2 separate regions of the Mus musculus genome follow, and region 2 is linked to region 1. A link is a loop called in an ENCODE intact Hi-C map of the cell type or tissue named here. Cell type or tissue: gastrocnemius. All regions are shown on one strand. Each heading gives the region's core, and the rest is flanking DNA. Links, peaks and the distances in the headings are about the cores only. Region 1 overlaps Slc29a4 (solute carrier family 29 (nucleoside transporters), member 4). Region 2 holds the start of Gm52793 (a long non-coding RNA gene).

What was found. Hi-C counts contacts between places; a loop is a spot of excess contacts. Peaks named below come from ENCODE experiments on the same cell type or tissue, not always from the same donor. Only the 100,000 strongest peaks of a DNase experiment are listed, where the experiment ranks them.
Region 2: a loop joins it to region 1, with 2.7 times the contacts of the local background. A loop is called at or near these places in 16 of 42 quality-filtered maps.

Annotation. Positions count from the first base shown.
Region 1 is chr5:142,717,144-142,732,642 of GRCm38, forward strand. It overlaps Slc29a4 (solute carrier family 29 (nucleoside transporters), member 4), which reads left to right. Exons shown (of 11, transcript NM_146257.2): 7 at 449-693; 8 at 1,314-1,455; 9 at 1,568-1,755; 10 at 2,814-3,054; 11 at 4,196-5,347. The coding sequence ends at 4,347. Tnrc18 (trinucleotide repeat containing 18) reads right to left here. Exons shown (of 28, transcript NM_001122730.3): 25 at 14,052-15,406; 26 at 10,698-10,934; 27 at 9,835-9,909; 28 at 7,459-9,044. The coding sequence ends at 8,838. Among named protein-coding and RNA genes, the nearest start is that of Slc29a4, 23 kb to the left of the region's middle. In gastrocnemius, for the core only: a CTCF peak has its summit at 6,515 (motif pointing right); DNase peaks (open chromatin) are centred at 6,546 and 7,268; H3K4me3 peaks cover 182 bases.
Region 2 is chr5:142,846,526-142,862,024 of GRCm38, forward strand. It overlaps Gm52793 (a long non-coding RNA gene), which reads left to right and starts at 7,765. Exons shown (of 3, transcript XR_003955824.1): 1 at 7,765-8,094; 2 at 10,404-10,481; 3 at 12,828-13,171. It also overlaps the pseudogene Gm15770. In gastrocnemius, for the core only: a CTCF peak has its summit at 8,576 (motif pointing left); DNase peaks (open chromatin) are centred at 7,995, 8,259 and 8,552.

The DNA of each region.
Region 1 (15,499 bases), core at 4,979-7,478:
GTGGGGGGCCCTGGGGGAAGGGGAGCTGAGGCAGGCTGGATGGATAGACAGGCAGCTGAGGGGTGGGGCTGGTGAGAGCAGATTCATCAGGGCTGGGGGCAGGGAGACAAGGAGAGGGGTTGCAAGTGGCTGGAGAAGGCTTAGAGAGAAGCCCAGACAAGATGTAACTGGTAACTGGTGGGGCTTGGCAATGTAGGGAGGGGCTAGGAGGAGCCATCGCTTGGACAGGGTGCAGGCTGTGGGGTCTTGTAGGATGATGGACCAGTATGGACCAGGTGCTGTGGGTGGGGGGCCCAGAACAGTAGAAGGATGGAGCAGAGAGGACCCAGTGAGGAAGGGCTGGTGGATGGGGTGGAGTGGGGTGGGAGCAAGGGCGGTAGAGCATCGGAGGGTGGCACGGGTGATAGAAGCTTCAGGGAATGTTGATGTGCCACTGCCTCCCCTCCAGGCACGGCAGGGGTGATGATCTCTCTGAGTCGAATCCTCACTAAGCTGCTGCTCCCGGACGAGCGGGCCAGCACCATCATCTTCTTCCTGGTGTCTGCCGGCTTGGAGCTCCTGTGCTTCCTGCTGCATCTGCTGGTGCGGCGCAGCCGTTTTGTGCTCTACTATACCACTCGGCCCCGTGACAGCCGCCCCGTCCAGGCAGGCTACCGAGTGCACCACGATGTCGCATCCGGAGACATCCACTTTGTAAGTGTCCTGGCCTGGCCTGGCCTCCTTCTCCCACACAGGCGCCTGAAGAGTTCCTCGTTGGCCCTGTTATTGATCCCTCAATCTCAAGCTGCAGGTTTGTTTCTGTACCCTGAGAAATTCCATTCTGTGGACCACCTTCCATGACTCCCTGTTGGGACAGTAGGAAGTGAGGCCTTTCTAGCTATGGCCAGGGAGAAGAGCCCGGGATCTGTGGCAGATTAACAGAACCTCAAAAGTATGATTAATGGAAGCCAGGGGAACCCTATAATACGCTCCCTTCCATTACAGCTCAGGGGTTGCCTCTGTGAGGACCCCAATACAGATCATTACTTCTTACTACCAACTCCTTGGGTTAGCCAATCTGCAGTTCTGCGAAGATAGAGCGCCCTCTGGTGGTCACATCCTGCATTACCCTTCCACCCAGCCCCAGCTCAGGTTCCAGGGCTGTGTGACTTAAGGCTCTGTGACTTAAGGCTGGGTGGAGGGAATCAAGGGAAATAGTATCCCTTGATAAGGAAGTGCACACAGCAGGTACTAACTTAATGTCTAGATGACTGTGGCTCCACCATTTGCTCTGGGTATCTAACCCATGACTCCCATCATTCTTTGACACACAGGAGCACCAAACTCCAGCCCTATCCAGCAGCAGGTCCCCGAAGGAGAGCCCGGCCCATGAGGTGACGCACAGCAACAGTGGGGTCTACATGCGTTTTGATGTGCCCCGGCCACGAGTCAAACGAAGCTGGCCCACCTTCAGAGGTAACGTGATACTGTGGAGTCCGGTGGCGTCCGTGGCTGTCACACGGGCTGAGACAGCAGGGGCCCCATGAGCGCCAGCCTCTAACATTCCTCACTCCCCTCCCCCCACAAGCCCTGCTGTTGCACCGATACGTCGTGGCGCGGGTCATCTGGGCCGACATGCTGTCCATTGCGGTAACCTACTTCATTACACTGTGCCTGTTTCCGGGCCTGGAGTCCGAGATCCGCCACTGCGTGCTGGGGGAGTGGCTGCCCATCCTGGTGATGGCCGTGTTCAACCTGTCAGACTTTGTGGGCAAGGTGAGCCTCAGGGTGGCTTTGGGGAACCCTAGTAAGGCTCTGGTCTTTCTGGAGCAAAGCCAGGCTGAGGGTACGTGTTGGAAGAATGGTAGCCATGAGTGTCACCATCTCTAACACTGTCCTGTGGAGTCTAGCCCCTGCCTGGTCTCTCTGGTATCAACTGTGCTTCAGGCTAGAATCAGTCCTGATTTCTCCTGCCCCACAGTCACTAGTGGATCTGTCTGAGGATGACACAGGCACAGGCTGCCAGCTGGGCAGCACGTCTGTCACACAAGTAGATAGGGCTGGAGTGGCACCCTAGCCATGCTGCAAGCTCACGTCTCTTTGCAGTCAGTTTGCTGAATACTGTGGAGTATGCAGGGTGGGACCCAGGGCCTTGGCCTTGTAGGGCAAGCATTCTACCACTGAGCTACATTACAAGCCCTTCACCAGGAGTGCTCTAGAGTCCCCCAGGGAGGGGCTGGGGTATGGCTCAGTGGTAGAGCCCCTGCCTAGAATCCCCAGTGAGGGGCTGGGGTGTGGCTCAGTGGTAGAGCCCCTGCCTAGAATCCCCAGTGAGGGGCTGGGGGCGTGGCTCAGTGGTAGAACCCCTGCCTAGAATCCCCCAGTGAGGGGCTGGGGGTGTGGCTCAGTGGTAGAGCCCCTGCCTAGAATCCCCCAGTGAGGGGCTGGGGTGTGGCTCAGTGGTAGAGCCCCTGCCTAGAATCCCCCAGTGAGGGGCTGGGGGTGTGGCTCAGTGGTAGAGCCCCTGCCTAGAATCTCCCAGTGAGGGGCTGGGGCGTGGCTCAGTGGTAGAGCCTCTGTCTAGAATCCTTTAGGGAAGTGTTGGGAGGGACCAGAAGCATAGCTCACCATTAGAGTGTTTGTCTAGCATATTCCAGGTTTCACCTTCTATCACCAGTACTGTAAAGGGGGCAGGTTATGAGATGGTGCGGCTCTTGTAAGGTAAGCTGGACCCAGTCAAGGTTGTCAGGCACAGGGTGTAACTGGAGGGCCTGGCTGGCAGAGAGACGGGCTTATGGCTAGGTGGGTAATCCCAGACTCCCTGCTCTCTGCAGATCCTGGCAGCCCTGCCCGTGGAGTGGCGGGGCACTCACCTGCTCGCCTGCTCTTGCCTGCGTGTGGTCTTCATCCCCCTCTTCATCCTGTGTGTGTACCCCAGTGGCATGCCTGCCCTCCGCCACCCTGCCTGGCCCTGTGTCTTCTCGCTGCTAATGGGCATCAGCAATGGCTACTTTGGCAGTGTGCCCATGATCCTGGCAGCTGGAAAAGTGAGCCCCAAGCAGCGGGAACTGGCAGGTAAGACCCGTGGGACCCACGTACAGTAAGGGCTTGAGCCTGTACACCTAGCGCTCTCCTAAGCAGCGGGACATGATGCTGCCCACATTTGCGGGGTTACAGTTCTGAGATAGAGATGGCCAATAAACCGAGGTAACAGACAGATGTGTTATGTTTCATGGTTGTAAGTCCTAGGGGCTATTAGTCTGAGAAGTTAGGGCAGATGAAAGGACTGGGGAGCCATGATGTAAAGAAAACAATCTTGCAAAATTTTTCTGAGAAGATGGCTTTTGAGCAAAATCCTGGAGGAAGAAATGAGGGAGACAGATACAGGAAGCTGCAAGGAATGGCACCTAAGCAGAGGGAGCCATGTGTGCAAAAGTCCTGAGACTTGGCCCAGTGGTAGGGCTCCTGCCTAGAATCCCCCAGTGAGGGGCTGGGGGTGTGGCTCAGTGGTAGAGCCCCTGCCTAGAATCCCACAGTGAGGGGCTGGGGCGTGGCTCAGTGGTAGAGCCCCTGCCTAGAATTCCCCAGTGAGGGGCTGGAGGCTTGGCTCAGTGGTAGAGCCCCTGCCTAGAATCTCCCAGTGAGGGGCTGGAGTGTGGCTCAGTGGTAGAGCCCCTGCCTAGAATTCCCCAGTGAGGGGCTGGGGTGTGGCTCAGTGGTAGAGCCCCTGTCTAGAATCCCCCAGTGAGGGGCTGGGGTGTGGCTCAGTGGTAGAGCCCCTGCCTAGAATCCCCCAGTGAAGGGCTGGGGTGTGGCTCACTGGTAGAGCCCCTGTCTAGAATCCCCCAGTGAGGGGCTGGGGTGTGGCTCAGTGGTAGAGCCCCTGTCTAGAATCCCCCAGTGAGGGGCTGGGGTGTGGCTCAGTGGTAGAGCCCCTGCCTAGAATCCCCCAGTGAGGGGCTGGGGTGTGGCTCAGTGGTAGAGCCCCTGTCTAGAATCCCCCAGTGAGGGGCTGGGGTGTGGCTCAGTGGTAGAGCCCCTGTCTAGAATCCCCCAGTGAGGGGCTGGGGTGTGGCTCAGTGGTAGAGCGCAGTCTCACAGTCTCTGGAGCCCTGGCAACTGTCACCACAGTGCACATGTGAGAAGCCATGGCCACAGAGATTGTCTAGCACAGCGCAGCCTCAGCCCCTCTAACTTAGCCCACTCTCGTCCACAGGAAACACCATGACTGTGTCCTACATGTCGGGGCTGACCCTGGGCTCTGCTGTGGCCTACTGCACCTACAGCCTCACCCGAGATGCCCACGGCAGCTGCTTTCAAACAGCCACCGCCGCCGCCGCCAACGACTCCATCCCTGTCGGTCCCTGAGCCGGGCCCACCCAATCCTGCCCCCTGCCCAGGAAGAGCTGCCTGGGCCAGTTACCCCAAGGCCTGAGGACCCTCCCACCCCTGCCTCAGTGCCTGCGGGGTCCTGGCCACCTCCTAAGCCACTAACGCCACCTTGCCACCTTGTCCCAGTTGTCCAAAACAGCTGGAACTTGTCTTCACCGCCCAGGGCACCGCCTCCCCGTGTCCTGTGTTTGGTCAGACACCTGCCCTTCACCCTCTGTGTCCAGAGGCCCAGCATCTGTCACACATCAAGGGGGCGTTTATTCAGTCTTAGAGCCACTCGGAATGGCTGGCCACAGTCTGAGCTGACTCCCTTCAGTGTGACCCCACTGTGTGGTTCCATGGTCTTCGATGTGGTTTTCATTTACTGGTCAGGGGGCACCTCCCTGTATTAGAAATCTTGGAGGAAAGTCCCCAACTCCGTTCTGTCCCTTTCTTGTTCTTAGACACTTCTTCACAGCCCTACCCCTGCACCCGCACACATAAAGCGTCAAGTCTGGAAAACTCATTCCTCATACACAGGCCTCCTGTAGTCATAGCAACAGAGATGACCTAGGTGCACCCACCTTAGGTGGAGGACTTCCCCATGCACACCACCACCCCTCTTAGAGCACAGGCTAAGGGCCACGGCTAACAGGGACGTCCCATTTCTTTCCTGTTCCATCCAACTTACCCATCATGCAGGGACAGCTGAGGTCCACTCGTGACCTAGGCCGCCCCACTCCCATCCACCGAGAGTCAAGTGATGACACGACACACTTGAAACCCTGGCAAGTGGCTGCAAGGTGAGGATTGGACTCGTGGGTGCCAGGATCGGCTGGAGGACCTCCTGCCAAAGAGAGCTTTTGCTGAGCCGGGACACTTGCCTCTCCACACAGTGGCCCCAGCCGTGACCACCCTGTACCAGTCCCTGCTGTGTCCTGTCTACCTGTGTGTTCTCTGACTACCGCACTGGCCATTAAATATGGCAGAGACTGCCCACCGCTGTCCTGAGGAAGTGTTTGTGGGGGGAGGGCTGGGAAGTGAGCCACTGGGTAGGGTGGGGAGATTAAAATGGGGCCCTGATGGGGTGTCTTCCCCACAATGCTGAGACACTTGTGGTCCCACCTGTCCTGAGCTAGGTGTTTTTAGAACTGATGATTGCCTAGTGCTGAGCACCTGGGGCTTGCACGGGCCTTAGCAACCGCTGCCTCTGTGAGGACAGGAAAAGATATGGATTTCTACATCTGGCTCACAGGAGGAAGAGCTCAAAACGGGGAGTGTGCTGGTCCTGGCTCTACCCCCTCTGGGTCTGGGAGTCAGGCTGCTCAAAGCCAGTAATGAATTCTTCCCGGTTACAGTCCCCAGTTCTGGTGACAATTTAGAGACATCTTCTCTTCTCTCTTCTCTTCTCTTCTCTTCTCTTCTCTTCTCTTCTCTTCTCTTCTCTTCTCTTCTCTTCTCTTCTCTTCTCTCCTCTCCCCTCCCCTCCCCTCCTCTCTTTCTCTCCCCTCCCCTTCCCTCTTTTCTCTTCTCTTCTCTTTTCTCCTCTCCTCTCTCTCCCCTCTCCTCCCCTCCCCTCCCTTCCCCTCTCCTCTCTCCTCCCCTCCCCTCCCCTCCTCTTCTCTTTCTCTCCTCTCCCCTCCCCTCCCCTCTCTCTTCTCCTCTCTCTCTCTCTCTCTCTCTCTCTCTCTGTCTGTGTGTGTGCACATGCGCATGCGTGTCTGGTGACAATTTAGAGACATATTCTCTCTCTCCCTGTGTGGTGTTGCTGTGTGTGTGCATGTGTGTGCGGTGTGCGCTTGTGTGCACAGAAGCAAGAAGACAACCAATGTCCATTATCACTACACCATCTTGTCTCACCTAACCTGTCCCCCAACATTTAGGTTAGACTGGCTGGCCAGTGAGCCCCTGGAATCCACCTGTTACCAGCCCCGCTAGCCATACTAATTTCTAGAAGAGTTCTGTGGATTCAAACTCAGTCCTCCTGCTTGTATAGCCAATGCTGTAACTCACTGAGCCACCTCCCCAGGTCCAGAGGCATCCTTTCCCTGTTATGCATCCCCAAAGAATGGAATTGGAAAATGGGGACTTGAAAGTCCTGTAGCCTCAGAGACTTGCTTTGCAACCCTTGAGGGTCCCAGACCAAGGCTGTGGTAATACCACAGGTGGACGCTAGATGGCAACAATGTGACTCTTCCCACTCACCACCTACTTCCTTGCAACCTCTAGCCCCGCCTTCCCACGTTACCACTAGTTGCCACCCCCACCCTGTCTATCCGTGCAGATTTACACTTCTGGCTGGCCAGTCCTCCAATCTAGCTTCCACAGGCCCCAGAACTATTCCCCACCCAGACACGGGTGTGTGACCCTGACCCTTCCACATGTGGGTTGGACCCCTATGTTTACCTGGATGTGGAGGCTAGCAGGCATCCTGAGGTGTCAACCCTCATGCACCACCCACTCTGTGACATGTTTTCACTGACCAGGGGCTTGCTGTTTGGCTGGACTGGCATACTCAGCACTGGGCTCCCGGGGGAGGGGGGGCTCGGGGGGCCAGGGCACAGCCATGCCTGCTTGCTTGTTTTATGGTTATGGGACTCAGGCAGGCATCTTCCTAAAAACCTGTAGCTCTGAGAAGGTTTTAGAGTTATGTGTTTTGCCTGCATGTATATGCACCACATGAAACCTGGTCAGAAGAGGGCGTCACATCCTTAGAACTAGAGTTACTTATGGTTGTGAGCTGCCATGTGGGTGCTGGGTACTGAACCCAGTTCTTCTGCAAGGGCAGCAGGCACTCCTAACTCCTGAGCCATCATCTCTCCTGGCCCTTGCTCTTGAATTTTAAACAAGACAGATCACTCTGGCTTCGAGAACTTCCTGAAATGCTGGACCAAACTCATCTCTGTGCCCAGTAGAACAGCTCCAGGCCGTACCCTCTAGTTTGCCGCCCCCTCCCCGGCACGTGGGGCTCCTGTCACTGACAACCAGTGTTGTGTGGTTCCAGCCTCTCTCCATCTTTGGGTGCTCCAGAACAGGAGCCCCGCCTGGATCCTCTACACCGATTCTACCATTCACTCCAGGACCCCAAAATAAGTCACTCCAAAGACATAGTATTTTTCCAATTAAATTTTTTCTTTTCTCTTTTTCTTTCCTTTTTTTTTTTTTATGAAAAAAGATCACACAGAATTTGCCAACAAACAAAATTCCAAAAGAAACTTAAAAAAAAAAATCAGGAAACAGTAATTACCCCCACCCCAAAAAGAAAAGAAAAAACAAAACCGAAATCTGGCTTTTCCTTCCTTCAAGATTGTCTGCTCAAAGCCTCCGGGGACCCCACTGGGGTCTGGCAGGCACAGGGGGACTGGTTAAGTGCTTCGGGCTGAGCTGGGGGCTGGGCTCGGGCCCCCTCTTTCTATTTCCATCTCTCATCCATTTGGGGGCACATACAGTACACATGGGCAGGGGTGCGGGTACAGGGGAGTGGGGGAGAGGCATAAAGCCGGTGCTAGACATTCACGATCTAACAGGAAATAAAAAATAATATTCTGCACGTCAGAATGTGTTTTTTTTTATAATTTCATAGCTATTTTTCACAGTTTTAAAAAGTTTATATATATATTTATATATATTTATCTTTATATATATAATTAAAAAGTTGACTCCATTTAAAGGTGTATGATACAGGGGCAGGCTACAGGAAACTGTACAGGTAACCTTTCGGATCCTCCTGGTGGAGGGGCCGGGCGGGCCGTGCCGGGCGGGCCGTGCCGGGCGGGCCGTGCCGGGCGTGGGCGCGGATTTCAGCACCATTGGGGATTTCTGTAGTGTAAGGGTCTGGGCTGGGGGGGCCCACGGGGTATGGTGACGCTCCTGGGCTGCCCTCCCTGTTCCCCAATTCCAGGCTGTCCTGAGAGGGTGGAGGCCGGGCATACGGACACCCGGATGCCCCGGGTGATTGGTGAAGCTGGCTGGCGTTGGGCACCCCCCCCACCCCCCCCCGCCCCATGGTAGGAGGTCTTGGATGGGCTCCGTGCTGGGTGTGGCTGAACTCTACACCAAACACCAGTTTGGGTCCTTGGAACTCTCCCTTACCCCATCCACAGAATCAAAGAGTCTACACAGGCCCAGAGCACAGAGGGCAGCCTCATTGAGCGCAGACAAAGTGCCGGAGGGAAGTCCTCCTCGCTGAGGTGACCCTGAGGGGACAGCAGAGCCGGACCCTGATAGCTGAGGTGGGGGGGGGGGGGAATCTCAGCATGAGGGCACCAGGGGATGACCAGAAAGGGTCTGGAAATGTGTGCACATGTGTGCACACACGTGCATGCATACGGGCACACACATGTACACACTCACACTTGCCTGGGGCGTCCACCTGGCCACATGCACACGCCCACAAGCACACTGGCATGCACACAACACACGTGGTCCCGCGCCATGGCAGTGGTGGGGAGGGGGGGTCTCTGTGGGCCCCGCTGGGTGGGCGGCGCTCAACAGAGCACAGGCACGCCGTCCGTGGAGAAGATCATGCCTGTGGTGGGCTCATAGGTGCCCGCGAGGTAGTAGAGGCCCTCGCTGTCCTGGTATTTCTTGGTCTTCAGCATCTGTTCGTACTGCTCCAGGCCCACCACCAGGCACTTGTGGGACACTGTCTGCACATCGTTCTCATCCACGTGGGAGGACTGGTACAGGGCGCGCTGTGGGGACACAGTGGGTGTTAGGGACTGGAGGGAACCCTCCTGGATCAGGGAGACCCTGGGATGCCTTAAGGGCAGAGACCTGGAGACAGAGACAGATGGATAGAGAGACAGATGGGAACAAAGAGGGACAAGCAACAGATGGAGAGACAATGACAGAGACCAAGAGAGATGAAGAGATGGAGGGAAACAGGTAGCAAGGGAACACAGGATGATGTAATGCCATCCCCATTGTGTTCAGAGTCCCAGAAGCCTTGTAAGCAGTAGATGGGTGTGGTAGTCCGCCTGAAATCTCAGCCTTGGACCACAGAGACAGGACCTTTGGAGCAAGCTGGCTAGTAAGACCAGCTGTATCAGTGAGCTTTGGGTTTGGTGTCAGGAAGTCTCCCAATAGTGACAGTGAACCTCTACCCACACCTGCATGCACACTTGCCACCCAGGTACCAAAGTGTGTGTGTGTGTGTGTGTGTATACAGGAAAGAAAAGTAAAAGAAACAACAGAAGAAGAGACAAACAGATATGCCTGCAAATGCCAGAGCAAGACACAGAAAGGAAAGGGGCACTAGGAGACGAGGAGACGCCAGGACAAAGGCAGATTCAGTGAGCAGATGGGACAGAGACAGGGACTCCAGCAGCCCAGAGCCACAGATGAGAGAGAGGGATGGGGGAGGCAGGGAGGGAGGGAGAGAGGAAGGGAGGCTAGGAGGGGCAGAGCAGAAAGCTCGAGGCCCACCCCATCTGGACGGAGCTTGCCCTCAGCCAGCACCAAGAGCCCACTGCTGCGTCTTACCTCCATGAAGTCCTTCCTCTGGCTGGAGGCCCGCAGGGCTGCAGGGAGGCTATGCCCTGACTTCTGGTCCCAGTGCTGGGGGAGGGAGGGATAAGAGGAAGTCTTAGCCTTGTTTTCCTCCCATCTGAGATTCCAGGCCCACTGCACAAACTCCCTGGACTACTCAGCCTTTCCACGGGTAGGGCCACAGCATGCCCAGCCACAAATGGAGTAATGTTTTTTTTTTTTTAAGATTTATTTATTTGTTATATGAAAGTACACTGTAGCTGTTTTCAGACACCCCAGAAGAGGGTATCAGATCCCATTACAGATGGTTGTGAGCCACCATGTGGTTGCTGGGAATTGAACTCAGGACCTTCGGGAGAGCAGTCAGTGCTCTTAACCGCTGAGCCATCTCTCCAGCCCGGTGTAATGGTTTTTAATTGCCAATTTGATTCTACCTAGACTTATCTGGGAAGAGTCTCAATCAGGCACTAAGTCGGACTGGGTTGTGGGTACATCTGATGGGGATTATATTGATTTTGTTAATTAAGACCTAGTCCACTGTGGGCGGTTCTATTCCCTGCACAGGGAACCTTGGACTACAGGAGTAGAGGAAGCAAGCTGAGCACTAAGCATGAATGCGTTCGTTCTCTCTGCTCCTGACTGTCAACAGTCATGCTGCCTCATGCTCCTGCCACTGTGACTCCCCACAGAGCTGATCTATCTGTCTGTCTGTCTGGTCTATAACAAAGAACTGTCAGCTAAAAGAAAATCCTTACTCCTGCTTTCCGGCAGGGTATTTTAGCATCAACAGAAATGAAACACCATGGGTCTACCTTTACACACCAGGGACTCTTTCAGTTCCCATCAGGGACACTCACCTGGCCCTCATGGAACTGCTTGCCCGGGCTGGTCTCCTCCGGATGGTAGAACCACTTGACACGAACCACCATATTGTTGCCCCAGGACTCCCACATGCTCTGGATCCGGCCAATATAGGGCAGGTTGGGGCGGCCGGCTGACAGGAAGACTGCGCAGTCACCGATTCGGATCATCTCCTTGCCTCGGACGATGGCCTTGTAGAAGAGCTTGCGAGCCTTGCCTTTCATGCCTCGCCGCTGCGGGACGTGAAAAACCACAGCTAGAGCCCAGCACTGTACCCGAAGCCACAGAGCCAAAGGCAAGACACCCCACCAGGCGGTCTGGGCAGATCTGGATCCCCGATCCCTGGACCTGAGTCACCCGCCATGAACCCTCGGGGTCTGCATGGAAGGGGTGCCTTAGCTTCAGTTTGGAAGCGCTCCCGCCTACCCTTGAGTTCACACTTAAGGCGCTACTGCGGGAGTGGAACACAGTTTAGAGCTAGTGTCTGACAAGAGTTAGCAGGTAACAGGAGGTGCGGTCTTAAAAGGAGCTACCAGGCCTCTGCTCTTTCCTCTCTATCTCCTGCCAGTCAAGAGTAGCTTCTGTGCTCCTGCATTAGTTGAGCCCTCTCGGGCGGGCGCGATGGAGCCGGAACCAGCGCAATGGAACCGGAACCAGCACGATGGAGCCGGAACCAGCTCGTGGTGGGTGGAGACAATGAGCCAAAACCAACCTTTCCTTTTCACAAGCTGATCATCTCACGTAGTTTCTCCTAGCAACAAGGGGGAGTGTACGTGTTTGTGTACACGTACACATGCATATATGTGCATGCAGATTACACGTGTGCAGGTGCATGTATGCGGCAGGCAGAGGGATCTTCCTTTATTCTCTCCATCCACCCATTGTGTGTGTCTTTGTGCATGTGCTTCTGAGTGTGTAGATGCCCACAGAGGCAGGAGAAAGGAGAAAGGTTTCAGAGCCTTTGGAACTAAAGTTTACCGGCCTTGGTGAGCCACCAATGTAGGTGCTGGGATTCAAACCCTGGCTCAGTGCTTTAGTAATTTCTGAGCCATTTCTCCAGCCCTTTGGGCCTTCCTTCTTTCTTGGAGACAGAGCATCATGATGTAGCCCTGGCTGTCCTGGAACTCACTATGTAGGCCAACCAGGCTGGCCTCAAACTCACAGAGGTAAGCCTGCTTTTGTCTGCTGAATGCTGGAATTAAGGACATGTGTCACAGGCTCTCTCACTGAACCTGGAACTCCTCAATATGCCACTGAAAATGGGGGGGGGGGCGGTAAAGAAAATGGCCCCTGACTCTGATATCACTGAACGCCCACCTCTCCAGCCTCACTGAACTTAGGAGCTGATGACACACATGAGCCAGGGTGTCCTCAAACACTGAGGGAGGCCACCAGGTACCCCCAAACTATCCCTATTAATCCCCAACTCCTATCTGCTGAAGTAGCACAACTGGGCAGAAAAGGGGTTCCAACTGCTAGGGACACCCGACAGAGCTGGACACACAGCCAGGGGACGCTGGCCTAGGCACGGGGAGGCTAAGAGCAAGTCCAGGAAGGGCCTGTGAATAGGGAAACCCTACAGGTGAGCCTGGCTACTAAGGCTCAGTTACTGCCTGTTCCCAGAGGCTCTGGTGTAGGTCTTGGCTATCCAGGATGGAGTTACTGGGAAGAAGTGAGGAAGCAGAAGGGTGGGACTTGTGAGGTCAGTAGGTCATCAAGGAACACCCTCAAGGGAGTTCAAGGCCTAGGACGCTCCCCTTTTTCTTTGCTGCCTGCCGGACATGCTATGAGCAGTTTATTCCTGGATGGCTTCCTCACTAGGACACCCAGCGCTTCACAGGAGACTAGAGCAATGGTGTCTAGGACTGGTGCTCGGCTCAGGCAGCATGCAGGGAGCCCCGGCTTCCATCCTCAGGATGTCACCATGTGGAAATGGTAGTACGTGGCTGTAACCCCAGTATGCAGGAGGATCAGGCATTCAAGTTCGTCCTCAGCTATACAGAGGGAATGTTGTTACTGTGAGGGAAGGGAACCTGGGCAACACACTGGGCTCTGAATCTCTCCACCCACAGGCATGGGTGGACATGGAAGCTTCCAGAATAGCTCCTGGCAATACCCTCACCGGAAGTGTATCCATGAGTACCTTGTCCCATGTATACTGCATGTATGTGTAGGTGAACATGTATGACTGTATTCCAGTGTAGTCCTATGTCATGGGTTCACATCCCCGTGCTCCATTTATAATCACTTTCCCCACTGCTACCCACATACCTGATAGATTAAACAAAAAAAAGAAGAAAGACTTTGTTTTGTTGTTATTTTGAGACAGGGTTTCTCTGCGTAGCCCTGACTGTCCTAGAACTGGCTCTGTAGATCAGGCTGGCCTCCAACTCAAAGATCCAGCTGCCTCTGCCTCCCTCCCAAGTGCTGGGATTAAAGGTGTGCGCCACCGCCTTTCCAAGCAAGAAAACTTTAAAAAGGAGGGATGACGTATTTTGGCTCATGCTTTCCGAAGGTCTACTTCAGGGTTATTTGATGCGATGTGCTTGGGTAAAACCGCTGGCGAGGAGAGAATGTGGCAGCTGTTCATGTCTCAGTTGAACAGGAAGACAGGAAGTGGTCAGCAATAACAACCACATCCTCGGGGACCCACTGTGCCAGGGACCACTTTCCACAAGTTTCTACAACTTCCAGCATGGCGCCACTACCGTGGATGGAGTATTCAAAACATGGCAGTGTGTGGTTGGTGGGGGGTGGGACGGGAGTCAGCACTGTTCAATTCATAATAGCACCCGTGCATGCACATGTGTGCCTGAATGTGCATCCGTGTGAGCACTTGGTGCCAGTATGCACGAGCAGGTGTGTGCACGTGTATGGACCTTTTGCATATGTAGGTTGATAGATGATGATAGTGGGTTGGGGGTGCTTAGAACTGGCTTCTGGAAGACCGTCGCCAACTGTCAGGGAAGAGTTATGACCCCCAACCCGCAACACAGAGGTTGCTTGCTTTAGAGTCTACGTAGGGTGCGAGCCGGGGAAAGGTGTTCACTCTGGTCATTTGCTGCTTCAGGGTTCAGAACTTGAGGTTCAAAGGCGGGGTGATATGACAAGCATGCTGGCTGCTGAGGGGTTTGGAAAGGTCTCTTTCTCTGGCTTGAGCATCATAGGAGAGCCTGTGTGGGTCCCTGCAGGGTTCACACTCAGCTTCAAAATGAAGGCTGTGAAATATGAGGGCAGGGCCACTCTGTACAAGACGTGGACTCTGGGTTAAAGTGAATTCTGGAATCCAGGGTGCTCCTTCTGGAACTCAGGACCCCCTCACCCCCATGATTCCCTTCTAGGAACTTTACCTGGGTGGGCTTGCCAAACCACTTCCAAAGCTGCCGGGCAGGTAAGAAGGCCGCGATCTTAGGCCTGTTCTCCACAGACGGCAGCCGCTGCCGCTTGGCCAGCTCCTTGGTGGTAGGCAGGTGTACGCCTTCTCTCTTCTTGGGTCGGCTCTTGGCCCCAGCCCCAGCCTGGGTCTTGGGCTGAAGAGTCTGCTGGGGCTGGGGTGGGGGCTGGGGCGGTGGCTGGGTGGTGGTGGGTGCCTTCTTGCCTGGGGAGTGGGCTGAGGAACGTGCCTTGCTAGGTGGCTTGGATACCTTCGTGGGGAGCGCTGGCTGGGTAGAGGGACCAGCGGCGGGTGCAGGGGCTGCTTCCTCATCTGAGCTGCAAGAAGAGTCCTCGTCTGTGGTAGAAGAGGAAGAGGAGGAAGAGGAGGAAGAGGAAGAAGAGGAGGAAGAGGAGGAGGAAGAGGAGGAGGAAGAAGAGGAGGAGGAAGAGGAAGAAGAGGAGGAAGAAGAGGAGGAGGAGGAAGAAGAGGAGGAGGCAGGAGAAGAGGCCCTGGAGCTCGCAGCACTGCAGGTCCGGCCCCCTGCACCCCGGCCATCCTCCCTGTTCTTCTCAGCATCCTCCTCGCCTTCTGTCTCCGAACCACTGCTGCTGCTGCTACTGCTGCTGCTGCTGCTGCTGCTGCTACTGCTACTGCTGCTACTGCTGCTGCTGCTGGAAGTGGTCTCTGACTCCTCTGCCCCATCTTGTTCAGCCTGGGCCTTGTCTGGGTTTTTGGAGTTGCCAGGATCTTCTAAAGGAAGACCTGGCCCGGGCTCCTGAGTGAGGTCTCCATCCAGACCCTTGGGCCAGGTGGCCTTGGGCTCACTGCTGCCAACAGCTGGTGAGTAGCTGCCCAGGCTGAGCAGCCCTGTGGACTCTGGCCAACCCCCCGGCCCTGGATCTTCCCGCAGGAGGAGGGCCTCTTTGGCCTTCTTGCTTTTGGGAGACATGACCCCCTCATGGTCCAGTTTGACAAGCAGTTCGTCATCTTCCCCTGGCCTCCGGGGACCTTTGGCACCGGACCCCTCAGCGGCCCGAGCCTTCTTGGGTTTAGGGCGAGTGGCAGGCATGGTGACAGGCATGGTGACGAGCGGGGCTGTAGCGGGGGTTGGAAGCTCCCCAAAGGGCTCAGGAGCTGGGCAGCTAGAGAAGGTGGGTGGTACGGGGCTGGGCTGTGCAGAGATTGAGCGTGCTTTGGGGGCTCGGGCCCGCTTGTCCACTGGTTCTGGGGTACTCTTCTTAGAATTTGGAGTGCTGATGGGTTCCAGAGCCAAGGGAGCACTGGGGACCTCATTGGTGGCAGCCCCTTCCTCCAGGACAACAGCTCTGTCTGATGGAGAGATCACAACTGGAGGTCAGGGGTGGAGAACACTGGGAGAAAGGTAGACTTCCTACTGGATGCATGAGGATCTAGTCAGGAGGG
Region 2 (15,499 bases), core at 7,262-9,761, 130 kb after region 1:
TCTTCTGGAGTATCTGAGGACAGCTATAGTGTACTTATGTATAATAATAAATAAATCTTAAAAAAAAAAAAGCCGGGCGTGGTGGTGCACACCTTTAATCCCAGCACTCGAGTTCTGAGTTCTGAGTTCTGAGTTCGAGGCCAGCCTGGTCTACAAAGTAAGTTCCAGGACAGCCAGGGCTACACAGAGAAACCCTGTCTCAAAAAACAAAAACAAACAAACTAACAAACAACAACAACAACAAAACAGCACAAACCTAAACCAAAAAAGAGGCACCTGAATGCTACAAGGTCACTTCAAGGCCTTCTGGGAGAAATGGCTACGCCACTGCCTCCTTGGCTCCTGGGGATTGCTGGGCAGTGGTGGGCACACACATTTAATCGCAGAGCTCTGGAGGCAGAGGCAGGCAGATCTCAGTAACTTAGAGGCTAGCCTGCTCTACAGACTCAGTTCCAGGCCCACAAAAGCTACATAGTGAGATTGGTCTCCAAAATAAGTGGGTGGAGGTTGGACAGACAGCTTTAGGATTAAAAGCACTGACTGCTCCTCCAGAGGACCTGAGTGAGATTCCCAGCAGCCACGGAGCAGCTAACAACTGTCTGTAACTCCAGTTCCAGGAGATTGAACATCCTCTTCTGGGAAAACAGACAAGACAGACAGACAAAACATAAAAATAAATTTTGTTTTGTTTTTCGAGACAGGGTTTCTCTGTATAGCCTTGGCTGTCCTGGAACTCATTTTGTAGACCAGGCTGGCCTAGAACTCAGAAATCTGCCTGCCCCTGCTTCTCGAGTGCTGGGATTAAAGGCATGCGCCACCACGCCCAGCAAAAATAAAATTTTTTTTAAAGGAGAATGCTTTTGTTTTAAAGATTTATTTACTTATTATATGTAAGTACACTGTAGCTGTCTTCAGACACACCACAAGAGAGCATCAGATCTCATTATGGATGGTTGTGAGCCATCATGTGGTTGCTGGGATTTGAACTCATGACCTTCAGAAGAGTAGTCGGAGCTCTTAACCACTGAGCCATCTCACCAGCCCCCAAAAATAAATTTTTAAAAAAGCAAAATCCCCCAAACTTAAAGTTATTTATTTAATGTATATGAATACACTGTAGCTGTCTTCAGACACACCAGAAGAGGGTGTCAGATCCCATTACAGATGGTTGTGAGCCACCATGTGGTTGCTGGGATTTGAACTCAGGTATTCTGGAAGAGCAGCCAGTGCTCTTACCCACTGAGCCATCTCTCCAGCCCCAAACTTAAATATTTTAATTTTTTTTCCTTTTAATAGCTGAAGAGCCTTACATCATGCATATGTATACATTTTTGTTTGTGTTTTTGTATATGCATGTGTGCCTGTGTGAGTCTATGTGACCTGTATACACGTAGAATCCTATGAAGCAGAGAGGACCTTATTACAGACAGATGAGAGCTACCTGTGGGTGCTGGGACCGGAACCTGTGTTCTCTGCAAGTGGAACCAGTGCTGGTGCTCTTAACTGCTCAGCCACCTCTCCAGCCCCTTGTTTTGTTTTTTGTTTTTGTTTTGTTTTTTTAAGACAGGGTTTCTCGTTTTGTTTTTTGAAACAGAGTCTTATGTAGCCCAAGTTAGCCTCAAAACTCACTGTGTAGTCAAGGATTACCTTCAGTTCTGAATTCTCCTGCCTCCACCTCCCAAGTGTTGAGCCTTCAGGTCCAGTCCATAGCACCCTAGCACACAAAACCTCAAGCCTTTCTCTTAAGCTGTGTGAAAAGCTGTGTGCCATTCTTGTCCTCCTGCAGGACTCTTGCAGGAACCTCCCAGGCTTGCAGAGGAGGTGCTGGCCTCATTCCTGGAAGAAGAATGCTCTAGAACACAATCCGGCAGTCCAGCAGTGTGTATAGGATGGAACCTGCTGTGTGCACTGTACAGGGGTGGGGGTGAGGGTGGGGTGGGGGAGGTGCTACAGAGCGGAGTGACAAGAAAGAAGCCAGAGCTGAAGGCTGAGAGGAGCAGCTAAGGTCTGGGAAAACAGCTCGGTCTGCAAAGTGCTTGTCATACTAGCATGGAGATTTCAGTGTGATCCCCGGAACCCATCTGAAGGAGCTGGGTGTGGCCGTGTGCGCTGGGAGACCCGAGGCTTCCCGATACTCACTGGCCAACTACCTACACTAATTGGTGAGCTTCAGGCCAGTGAGAGACCCAGCCTCAGGAGAGAGAGAGAGAGAGAGAGAGAGAGAGAGAGAGAGAGAGAGAGAGAGAGAGAGAGAGAGACTGAGGAGAGAGTTGCAGCCAAAGCCAGGTTCTATCTCTTTCTGGATGCTTTTGTGCAGGGTTCCTGAGTTGTGTGTTGGCATGGACGATTCTGGAGGCTTCTACATGATCTAAAGACCTGAGGTCTTCATGGGGCTGGATGAAGAAGAACCTAGAGTCAGTCTGGTGGCCTAGACAGCAGCAGGGTCAGTCCCTTAAGGCACTAGGACTCCCCAGCCTTAATGCTGAGGTCTGTGGCCAGAGCAGGCGGTAATGAAAAGGTATGGTGGACCTCATGCTAAGAAGAGGTATGAAGTTTCCGCCCTGCTTCTGGCCCCACTGTCTTCAGCTACGCTGCCTGCGAGCTCGGGCCTGGGCTATGTATGTCAAGGACAGGACAGTGGGGCTGAGGCTCACTGTGCAGATGCTTCACGGTCCTAGGCAGAGAGCGTTGGCAGTAGAGTCAGAGATAAAGAGACAAAGATAGATCAAAACAGAGATGAAGAGAGAGACAGAGAGACAGAAGAAGAAAGGCACTGATAGAGAAAGTTGAGCAAGTAAGTCTCAGAGGTAGAGCCCCTGCCCAGAATCCCCCAGGGAGGGGCTGGGGGCGTGGCTCAGTGGTAGAGCCCCTGCCCAGAATCCCCTAGGGAGGGGCTGGGGGCGTGGCTCAGTGGTAGAGCCCCTGCCTAGAATCCCCCAGTGAGGGGCTGGGGGCGTGGCTCAGTGGTAGAGCCCCTGCCTAGAATCCCCCAGTGAGGGGCTGGAGGTGTGGCTCAGTGGTAGAGCCCCTGCCTAGAATCCCCCAGGGAGGGACTGGGGGCGTGGCTCAGTGGTAGAGCCCCTGCCTAGAATCCCCCAGTGAGGGGCTGGGGGCGTGGCTCAGTGGTAGAGCCCCTGCCTAGAATCCCCCAGGGAGGGGCTGGGGGCGTGGCTCAGTGGTAGAGCCCCTGCCTAGAATCCCCTAGGGAGGGGCTGGGGGCGTGGCTCAGTGGTAGAGCCCCTTCTTAGAATCCCCGGTGATGGAGCTCTGTCTAGTGTACATGAGGCCCTCGGTTCCTTCCCTGACACAGAAAGCAAAATATATGTACATGGGAGGCAGAAGAATAGTCTTCCACAAGGAAGAGCCCCAAATTAGTTACACAATACCAAGTGGCAAGCCCTGAAATCATATACATACAAGTAACATTATATAAACTGAACACACACAGACACAGACAGACATCCCACAACAGTTTAAGAAATTGAGGCCATGGATCTGAGAGAGTAAAGTGAGTGTACCAGGAAAGGAAGGAAGGAAGAGAAGGAAGAAATGGTACAATTATACTCTAATTTAAAAAAAAATTTTAAAGTAAAATAAATTCTGTGCATGATCAGATAGTTTCATGTCTCCCTGCGACAGATAGAGAGACGTTTGGGAAAACAAGGCTTCCGAAGGAAGAGATAAGCCGTATCGCTCCATCTCCTGCAGCGACGCGCAGGCTGCTTTCCACAGCAGAGGCCATTTCTTTCAAAGTCCTTGAAGTGACCTCGTGGGTTCAGGAGCCTCCTTTTGTGTTTTGCTTTGCTTTGCTTTTGTTTCTGTTTGTTCATTTTGAGAAAGGGGTCTCGGTTAGTCCAGGTTAGCCTCCCTATGTAGCTGTGGATGACCTTGAATTTCTAATCCTCCTGTCTCCACCTGGGTGTTGGATTTCAGGTCTTCACGGACACGCTTGGCCTTCCTGCCCCTTCTTGTCACTTTCAATAAGACAGGCGTTTTGGCCATCTGGGCCTCAAGGATGAAGCAACCCTGTGGTACTGTGGGGCGGTCAGCTCTGAGATCTCCCCAGCCCCGCCTGGGTGGGAGATTCTCATCTCTAATCTGAGATAGAGTTTGTGGGTCTAGGTTTCTGCTCCAATCTTCTTAAGTCACTCGCCCATCTCGTGAGGATTAGCCCGGCTCATCTTCAGAGCCACTTAGCCGCTGACCTCCACGACCCAGAGCAGTTCAGGAGGGATATGGTGCCTCTGCTTGGCTGGGTCTCTACTTAGGAGAACTCACGTCCCCCTGGGGTGGGAGTACCATGGCTTGCTGTGCACACAGATCCTACTGTCTGCTGTGAATCTACTGGTGACTAGTCTGTGTGCTTGCTGTCTGTATTAGTCAGGGTTCTCTAGAGAAACAGAACGTACAGAATGAATATGTATATTCACTTTACATATGTATGTATGTGTATATATGTACACACACTTCACACACACACACACACACACACACACACACACACACACACACACGGGATTTATTAGAGTTGCTTACAGGGTGTGGTTCAGCTAGTCCCACAATGGCTGCCAATGGATGAAAGTCCAAGAGTCCAGTAGTTGCCTGGTCCCACGAGGCTGGGTGTCTCAGCTGGTCTTCAGTATAGGCTGAAGGAGTAGGCTGATGCCAGGAAAGGAACAGGCTTGCCAGCGAAAGTCAGAGCAAGCAGGCAGAGCCTAAGCTTCCTTCTTCCATGTCCTTTCTATAGGGTTAGGTTAAAGGTGTGTCTCCCACCTCAAAAGACCGAGATTAGCAGTGAGTCTTCCCACTTCAGATATCTGAGAAAAAAGTCCCTCACAGGGGTCCCCAGCCATTTGGGTTTCACTTAATTCCAGATGTAGTCAAGTTGACAACCACAAAGAGCCATTGTATCTATCATGTGCCAAGGGCCTAGCCCTTCCTGACTGTCTACTTGGTGCCAAGTGCCTGATGTATGGTGGCTGCCTACTCTGTAGCGAGCACCTAGTGAGTGCTTGTCCTACTGTGCACTGAATAGAATTCCAGGCCCTACTTTGCCCCTCTGTGTCTTCCCAATGGTCCTCATGGAAGCCCCTTTTGCCATTCCACTTTACAGAGAGGAAACTGAGGCCCGGGGAAGAACAAAGCTTGTGTGTCTACTTTGTGAGCCCCAGTGCGAACACCAGGTGCAGCTCAGAGGGTCTGAGGAAGCTGCTGAAGGTTTCACAGAAAGAACAGTGGAGCCAGGCTGGGGACATGCCTGCCCTCAAGCACTGTAGCAGCAGGTCCCAGTGAATACTCGGCTGCTTTGATGTCACCCTTGCCCCTCCCTTCACCTGCTGGTGAGTGGACCCAGGGAAGGGCGCCAGAAGCTGTGGCCTTTTGGTGTTTTCTGAGCAGTCTTGAAGGGTGTGGCTCTTCACTCTTGTGGAGGATCCCATTCTTCTTTCTCTCTGCCTTGGGGGAGGGAGGCTGACAGCCAGCGGGGGTCGGGGGTGATGACAGCCATCATGGGGGGGGGGAGCTGGCAGCCAGCATGTGGGGGGTTGACAGCCATCATGAGGGGGTGGGGTCACCAAAGCTCAGAGACCCTACAGTTCTTGTCAGCTGTTTTGTCTTCCTCTTTGGGGGGGCACTTTTGGGGAGTACACACAGGTGCTGATGCAGCGTACCCTCAGGTATTTTGGAGGAGCGCTCTCAAGGAATACTCTGAGCAGTTGGGGAGCACTCTTTTTGTTGTTTGTTTGTTTTGTTACTGTTTTATTTTTCTTTCTTTTTTCTTTCTTTTTTTTCTAGGTGGTCCTTTATACTCCCAGCCCTGGGCACACACACCACTCACTGAACACCCCAGCCTGAATAGTTTATTTTCTCAGTAGCCACCAGAGGGTGTGTTCACTTGGTAAGTTCCCAAGGCAATCTCTCATGAGTTCTGCCCCACCCCATCACAGTAGGTCCATCCTGTCCCTCTCAGGAGACCTCGGACACTCAGCGTAACTAGCTGTTGCTCCCACCACAGCAGCTGGGAGTGAATCAGGGTGAGCATGCTTTGCCCGGATCCCAGAACTCTAGTCCGTAAGTCCTCATAACCATGCCTCACTCCAGAACCACGGTGCCACCCACTGCCTCCAAGGCTGCTTCCATCTTTGATTACCTTTGGCTTTGATTACCTGGGGCAGGGACTCCACCAGCTTCTTGGCCTGGACGAGGTTGATGCCCTGGACATAGTTCTTGATCTTCTTGATCAGCTTCACTTTGTCCACAGGCTTTGCCTCTGTCAGGCGGACGGTGAAGTGTGTCCGCTCTTTCTGTTTGGGGACGTCTTCTTCCTCGGCCGCCTCAGAGGCCGGTGCTGCAGCAGAGACGAGACCAGGCACCATGCCACCCATTGGCATAAGGCTGACATCCTGGATCTTCAATGTTTTCTTCAGGAGTCCGTTGAGGTCTGAGATCTCCAGGAGCATAAGGCTGGCAATGTCTTGGACCAGCTGCTGGGTCTTGGGGGGGTATACTTTGGGAACATTATCCAGAGGTGCGCCGGCGAGTGCTTCACTCCTTCGGTGGCTGCTGCTTCTCAACTGCTGCGCTGCACAGACGCTGGGCATCTGTTGCCTGGCAAGGCGGAGCGCTGCCCCCCCTAGTCCAAGCCGTGGCCTCCACAGACAGCGGCTAGCCGCCACCCTGTTTTTATTTTTCAAGACAGGATTTCTCAGTGTAGCCCTGGCTGTCCTGGAACTCACTCTGTAGACCAGGCTGGCCTTGAACTCAGAAATCTGCCTGTCTCTGCCTCCCGAGTGCTGGGATTAAAGGTGTGTGTCACCACCACCTGGCTGGGGAGCACTCTTTTATGTGGTTTAATGTTTGATTTATATATAATGGATTTCATTATAACATTTCATCCACATGTCCCCCCCCCCCCCTTCTCCCATTGGTCCCATCTCTAGTCTTCCTAACTTGCTCTCTTCCTATTTTCCTCACCTTGGGGGATGGGGAGGAAGGAAGGAGGGACGGGGAGAGAAGGAGATGGAGGGAGGGAGAGGGGGGAGGGGGAGTCATCAGAGTTGTTGGGGGGGGGCAGGGATGAAGGACTACATTTCTGAAAAGATATCTTATCTTGCCTCCACAACTATAAACCAGCTATTGATCCTGAGAAAGGGGCGGACCTACGGAGGACCTCCTCCCTCCTCCCTCCTCCCTCCTCCCTCCATGACTTGGCATTTCTGGTCCTAATCTTTGTCAGAGGTAACTGTTGAATTCTGGAGGCAGTGTAGCACATCACCCCACCCCTTCCCCTGACTCTTACATTCTTTCTACCCCAGCTGACTGTGATGTTCCCTGAGCCTTGGACGAGGTGACATCATGTGTCATTTAAACCTGAGAGCTGTCGAATGGAGCAGTTTCCGGTCTCTGCAGTTTCTACTGCCCACTGCAAAAGGATGTTTCTCGGACATATATTTCATTTATAAGTGGTTTTTAGAAGGCAGTTAATTAGATGGATGTGTTGTGCTCACATCAGCTGGAGATTCCCCACTGCGGACTATGACTATGGGGGGGGGGGAGGCAGGAGGCAGGGAGCACTCTCAGGTACTAGTGGGGAGTACTCTTGAGTCTTTTTGGGAAGCATACTGGGGAGGTACAGAGGTTCTACTGGAGGGCACTACCAAGTGCCACTGAGGAGAACTCTTGGAGATTAGCTATTTGAGATCACTTTGGGGAAACATTCTTTTTTTTTTTTTTTTCAGGGTGAGGATGGTCCCCTGTGTAGCCCTGGCTGTCCTGGAACTTGCTGGCCTCTGTTTCCCAAGTGCTGGGATTAAAAGGCTAAAGATGTGCACCCTACAGCCCCAGCTATGGGGAGCACTCTTAAGGAGCACTCTTCAAGAATATACTTCAGTACTAGCGGGAGGCTAGGGAACACCACCTCGGTCCCTGCCGGGCTACGGGAGTTTTTGGCATCACCCTCCTGCCCCTGCTGGATCAGAATAGTGTGTCACTCAAGCAGGAACGTGCTCCCAGTCCTGGGCTTGTGCACCCAAGACCACAGTGTCCAGTGTCCAGCAGCTCCTACCCATCTCCATCCTTCAGTCCTTCAGGTTCCAGGTACAGCATTACTGCCTAGAGCCGCACCCCACACCCACATCACCTTGTCAACCGGGATTCTACAGATCTGCATTTGCAGCCCTGAAAACCCTCAGAAGAAGAGCTTATAATACCCCCATTCTGTTGCCAGGGCAACCTGGTGACCCTCCCCTTCAGCCTGGCGCCCAGGCCCCGGGTGTCTGCTCTTGGAACAGCCTTCTCTTAGACACCTCTGTTCACACTGAGTCTCATTTGACCACTCTTCATTCCCCCAAGGTGAGGGACTTCCAAGTGGCTTTTGAATAGAGCAGGAAAAGGCTTTGTGCAAAGCGAAAGCAGTACCAGGAAGCTCGTCTGCCAAAACTGCCTGGCATAGGGCTGGAGCACTGGCTCAGTGGTTCTGAGCACTAACTGCTTTCCCAGAGGTTCCAGATTCAATATCCAGCTCCCACCCTGGCTCATGAGTCTGTAACTTCAGTCCCACGGAATCTGGCTCCCTCTTCTGGCCTCTGAGGGTACTGTACGCACACGGTGCACAGACATACATGTAGGTGAAACACCCATACACATAAAAATAAATAATTCTTGCCGGGCAGTAGTGGCGCACGCCTTTAATCCCAGCACTTGGGAGGCAGAGGCAGGCGGATTTCTGAGTTCGAGGCCAGCCTGGTCTACAAAGTGAGTTTCAGGACAGCTAAGGTTGCACAGAGAAGCCCTGTCTCAAAAAAAAAAAAAAAAAAAAAAAAGTAAGTAAATAATTCTTAAATCTCCCACAGAGCTGGGAAAATGGTTCCATGCTTAAAGGATGAGCATTCAAGCATAATGACCAGAGTTCAGATCCCCAGAGCCCACGTTGACGCTGAGCAGGAAATCCCAGCATCAGAAGGCAGGGGTCTCCAGAGCAGACTGGCTTGATTGAGAGATGGTACCTCAGGGGATCAGGTGGAGGAGAGCTGGAGAATGACTGCCAACATCACATGGGTTTTCCCCGTGCATCTGCACCTCCACCATACACACACTCGTCCACACACTTGCAAAGACCCATACATGTGCACACCACACATTTATGTATATGAAAAATAGAAACAGAAAAATTCAAAAACAAAAATGGTTTGTACAGAAGCCGTCCCATGCAGACAGTCACAAACTCTGGAAAGGTGGAGGAGCTAAGAGCAGTGGGTGCCAGGCTGCTGAGCCATTTCCCAGAATCCCTAAGAGTGGATGGGGCTGTGTAGGTGAGGGAGCCAACTAAATGGCTCCTCCCTTTTCTGGTTTCTGTGATTCCAGTTGCCTGGAGTCAAGCTCAGTCAGAAAATATGAGTGGGAGTCTCACAAACAAACAACCTGTTAGTTTGGGGTTTTTTCTTTTTCTTCTTCTTTTTTTTTTTTTTTAAAGATTTTATTTATTATTTATTTTATATGTAAGTACACTGCCGCTGTCTTCAGACACACCAGGAGAGGGAGTCAGATGTCATTAAGGATGGTTGTAAGCCACCATGTGGTTGCTGGGATTTGAACTCAGGACCTTCCCAAGAGCAGTCAGTGCTCTTAACCGCTGAGCCATCTCTCCAGCCCCCCTTCTTCTTCTTTTTAAAATATTTTTATTATAAGTTAGTACAATGTAGCTTAGCTGTCAGATGCACCAGAAGAGAGTGTCAGATCTCATATCGGGTGGTTGTAAACCACCATGTGGTTGCTGGGATTTGAACTCAGAACTTTTGGAAGAGCAGTCAGTGCTCTTACCCACTGAGCCATCTCACCAGCCCACTTTTTCTTTTTCAAGACAGGGTTTCTCTGTGTAGCCCTAGCTGTCCTGGAACTCGCTCTGTAGACCAGGTTGGCCTTGAACTCAGAAATCCTCCTGCCTCTGCCTCCTGAATGCTGGGGTTAAAGACGTGCATCATCATGCCCAGCCAGATTTGATTATTTTTTATGTGTATGCCTGTTTTGCTCACATGTATGTGTAGCATGTGTATGCAATGTCCAGGTAGGCCAGAAGAGGGCGCTGGATCCCCAAAGAGCTAAACAGCGCTGATGGTGAGCCACTATGTGGGAACTGAACCCACATCCCTTGAAGAAGCATCCAGTGCCTTTAATTAATAAGCCATCTCTCCAGCTCCCTTGGTTTTGTTTTTGGTGTGTGTGTGTGTGTGTGTGTATACATATGTGTGTTCACATGAGTGTAGTTTCCTGTGGAGGCCAGAAGAGGGTGCTGAATCCCCTGGACCTAGGGTTACAGATGGGTGGGCAAGCACTTTACCAACCGAGCATCAAATCAAACCTTTGAGCTAGGCTTTCTGTATTTTGCAAACAAATGTATCTTGATGCAGGGGTCCGGAGTTGATGCAGAGATTCCAGGCAGCAAACAGAACACCTCAGGAGTCAGGTGGGACCAGTGTCAGGTAGAGGTGAGTTGTATTTCACACTTTTATTATTATGTTAAGTGAATTTGTGCGCTCGTGTGTGTGTGTGTGTGTGTGTGTGTGTGTGTGTGTGTGTGTGTGTGTGTGTGTAGGGGTATGTCTGTCCATATGTGGGCACATGCCTGCCACAGAATGTGTGTGGAGAGCTGGGCGGTAGTGGCACATACCTTCAATCTCAGCGCTGCAGGGGCAGAGGCAGGTGGATCTCAGTGAGTTCAAGGCCAGCCTGGTCTACAGGGTGAGTCTTAGGCCAGCCAGGGCTACAAAAAGAAACTCTGTCTCCAAAACAGAACAAAACAAAACAAAGAGAATGTGTTTAGGGGTCAGAAAAAGAGTTCTCCTTCTTCCACTCTGTGGGTCCTGAGGTTCAAACTCAGGTTACCATGCTTGGCAGCAATCACCTTTACCTGCTAAGCCATCTTACTAGCCCCCCAGGCTGCATCTTATTTATTTATCCACTCATTCATTTTTATGACAGGGCTTCATATTTAGCCTGGGCTGGCCCAGAAATTCAGAATTCACTACGTCGTAGACCAGGTTGCCCTTGAACTCACAAGAGGTCCACCTGTTTCTGCCTCTGACACGCTGAGGTTAAAAGCCTGCACCATCCCATGCTATTCAAGCTCTGGACCTGCAGTGCCAGGGTGGAGTGGCCAGGAGAAAGGTTAGGGGTCAGAAGGAGCAGAGGGACACACGGTGGGAGCCTTGAGCCTCACTCCTCGGATCTCTAGGTTCCCAGCCTGGTAGAATGCCATCCCAGATGTACCTGGCTGGCCAGGACCCAGCCTTCCCTAATGGGGATAGGTTCCCCCTCCCCTGAAATGGCAGAGCCTCTATCTGAGTGTGTCACCACATGCACTGCCAGCTTGCTCGCTGCCACCAGAGCCTCGCTGGAAAGTCGCCCGCAAATTGAAAGAGATTTCTTTCCAGCAGACAGCGCTCTGGCAGATTGAGGCTTTATCTTGCCCATGCAGAGGGAGCGAGCCCTGCTCATTTCGGTTTTCCTACAATTAAAAACACCCAAAGCTCTAAATCACAAACTGGAGAACAGGTGGGGCCTTCAGGGTTTTCTCCGCAGTTTGATAAAGAGGCGCTGGTTGCCAGAGCAACGGAGCGAGGCGCGTTCTGGGGAGAGGGGCCCTAGACGCCTAGTGTGTTCTGTTGGCTCTCGGGAGGAAAACAGCTTCCCCCGGCCTTGCTCCACCCAGTAGGTTGTTGCTCATGGTGTTTGCGGTCCAAGAGAAGAGCCTGAGTGTGGGAAGACGGTGAAGCCCCGCTTATTCTTAAGAGTTTTCTCATTTTATAATAAATATATGTTCGTTCGCTAAAAAAAAAAAAATGACAGACAAGGTATGGCGGTGTTGGGAATCTCAGCGTCTGGAAAGCAGAGACAGGAGGGTCTCTGTGAGTTTTAGGCTAGTCAGGGCTACATAGTGAGTCCTCAGAGAGAGAGAGCAGAGACAGAGACAGACAGACAGACAGATACAGAGAGAGAGAGGTCTTTCTGAGCATAAGCATGTAATGCCAGCACTAAAGAAGCTGAGGCAGGAAGATCTGAAGTTCAAGGTCAGCCTGAAGGTCAGCCTGGGCTACATAACAAGATCCTGTCACAAAGAAACAAAAGTGGAATAGATTTACAGTTCTCATGGTATGGACTGACAGCAACTCTCATCTGACAAGGGCCAGTCCACCATCCTTGCATAAACCTCCAGCCTCTCAGGCCCCAAACCCTGCTTGCCGCCTCCCCCCCCTCTCCCCCCCCCTCTCCCCCCCTTCTTTTTCTTTAAATTTATTTGCTTGTTTGTTTGTTTGTTTGTGTCTGTGTCTGCAACTGCTGGATTTATTGGTGTCCAAACCCAGAACTTTGTGCATGCTAGAAAAGCACTCTATTGCTGAGCCATGACCCCAGCCCCTCACTGGGGGAGTCTAGGCAGGGGTTCTACCACTGAGCCACACCCCAGCCCCTCACTGGGGGATTCTAGGCAGGGGCTCTACCACTGAGCCACGCCCCAGCCCCTCACTGGGGGACTCTAGGCAGGGGCTCCACCACTGAGTCACACCTCCAGCCCCTCACTGGGGGATTTTAGGCAGGGGCTCTACCACTGAGTCACACCTCAGCCCCTCACTGAGGGATTCTAGGCAGGGGCTCTACCACTGAGTCACACCTCCAGCCCCTCACTGGGGGATTTTAGGCAAACTCACCACAGCTGAGCTACATTTCTATCCTTAACCTTCTAAAATAATTGTGATACAATACGCACACTGCTTCTCATCTTCAAGTGCATGTGGAGGAACGGAGTGTGGGTAGTCGTCACTACCATTCATTTCCAGGTCTGGACTCCCACAGCAGCTGTGAGAAGGTCGGAGGACTTGGGAGCACTGTGTCTCTAGTTACTGTTTATGTAAGTAAAATCCCCGCCGCCCAAGCCTGAGCTTGGTTCCTAGAACTAGAACTCGTGGTGGAAAGAGAAAGCCCTCTAACCTCCACAGAGGCGCAGTGACAAGCCTGCCTCCATCCCACAGAAATGTATCACTGGTGGTGGTGGCAGCACACAGAAACAACCGGAATTTCCATGTGGTCCGCTTTCAGACACTTTCTTTGATCTTTCCCTTTTTAGCTGTTATATGTTTGGTTGTTCAGACACGATTTTCTTTAATCTTTTAAATATATTGAAAATAGCCACTCCAAACGGTCTCTTTTTTTTTCCCCCCTTAGATGAGGCTGTACTTGAACTCACAAAGAGCTGCCTGCCTCTGTCTCCTAAGTATTGAGATTATTTATTTATTTTGAGACAGGCTCTCACCATGTCAATATATAATCCGGGATATTCTGGAATTACTCTTTTTTTTTTTTTTTTTTTTTTTTTTTGGTTTTTTGAGACAGGGTTTCTCTGTGTAGCCCTGGCTGTCCTGGAACTCACTCTGTAAACCAGGCTGGCCTCAAACTCAGAAATCTGCCTGCTTCTGCCTCCCAAGTGCTGGGATTAAAGGCATGCACCACCACTGACCACCTGGAATTACTCTTATATAGGCCAGGTTGGCCTGGAACTCACAGAGATGCATCTGCCTCTGCCTCCTGAGGACTTAGATCAGGTACCACCATGCCTGGCCTGCCTGTCTGTCTTCCTTCCTTCCTTCCTTCCTTCTTTCCTTCCTTCCTTCCTTCCTTCCTTCCTTCCTTCCTTCCTCCCTCCCTCCCTCCCTCCCTCCCTCCCTCCCTCCTTCCTTCCTTTCTTCCTTTTCTTTCTTCATGAAGTTTTAATTTAGTGTGTGTGTGTGCATGAGCGTGTGCACAAATACAGGTACACACAGAGTCCAAAAGAAGGTCCCCTAGAACTGGAGTTCCAGGCAACCGTGAGCTGCCCAGGTAGGTCCTCTAAACAACAGCAAGTGCCCTTAACCACTGAGCCATCTTTCCAGTCTTTCTTTTCTTTCTTCCTTCCTTTCTTGTATTTTTAAAAAACATTTACTATAACTTTGTATCTGATCTCTGTGTATGTGTCTGCTACAGAGTGTGTGGAGGTCAGAGGATAACTTCTCTGGGAATGAAAATGCACAACTTCACTGAGCTAAAAAGCAGTGCAGTGGAAACAGACAAGAATGCAGAAAGAAGAAACTGCATCTTTCTGGCTATAGTGGCACATGATAGGTCTCAGGAGGCAGAGGCTGGAGGATCCCTGTGAGTCTGAGGCCAGCCTGGTTTATAAATCAAAGCTCCAGGACAGCAGGAGTTACACAGAGGAAACCTGTCCCGAAAAAACAAAACAAGCCGGTGGTGGTGCACACCTTTAATCCCAGCACTCAGGGGGCAGAGGCAGGCAGATTTCTGAGTTCCAGTTCAGCCTGGTCTACAAAGTGAGGACAGCCTGGGCTACACAGAGAAACCCTGTCTCAAAAAAAAAAAAAAAAAGAAAGAAAGAAAGAAAGAAAGAAGAATATGAATATATATATATATGGAGGAGGAGGAAGAAAAAGAAAACTGTATCCTTTTTTAAAAAGATTTATTTCTTTATTTCATGTATGTGAGTACACTGTTGCTGTCTTCAGACACACCAGAAGATGGCATCAGATCCCATTACAGATGGTTGTGAGCCACCATGTGGTTGCTGGGAATTGAACTCTAGGACCTCTAGAAGTCGGTGCTCTTAACTGCTGAGCCATCTCGAATCCCCTTCAAAGGCAGCTGGTACAGCAAGGCCAGAGGCCAAGCTATTTTCCTGTCCGTCAGCATGAAGGCATGGAGGGATGTTTGCCTTCATTGACCTTACTAATCTTTCAGCTAGTTGAACATTTTTTAAGATATACCCCCCAAAAGTCACATGTGCAAAGCCCTCCAGCATCCCAGCCCTGTACAGACAGGGCTTTCTGCGAGAATGTCTGGGTGGTTCATTCCTACTTAGTGAAATACATGGTGGCCTCTTCAAAATACATTGACTCCTGAGCCTCAGCTGTTAAGGAGACAGCCTCTATGGTCAAATCACTTGTTTCTGTTGTACATGAAGGCAAAAATTTCAGAAATGGGGGCTCATCAGAACAGGGCTAGCTGTTCATGAGTGGAGGGTGAGGATACCACACAGTGACCCCATCTACCACTCAAGCATTAATGGGATCTCTCTCTCTCTCTCCTCTGAGATAAGGTCTGTCTACATAATCCTGGCTGTTCTGGAACTTGCTATGTAGACCAGGCTAGCCCCAATTTCAGAAATCCACCGGCTTGGCCTGCGCCACCATGCCCAGCCCCTTCCATTTGTTTTGAGATAGAATGGGTTTCTCCTATTTCCTGCTCAGCATACAAACCTTTTAATTCTATCTCTGCTTCTCATCTCGGTGTTGGGCTGCTGGGATTATAGATGCACACCCCCAAATCTAGCTTTATACCTGGTACTGGAGGAAGGAGCACAAGTCATGGGGCTTGCACCAGAATCAGTTTTACCTGCTGAGCCATCTCCCTGGCCGTTCTCTCATCTTTCTGGGCTGGTATTATGGCTGTGTACCACCGTGGC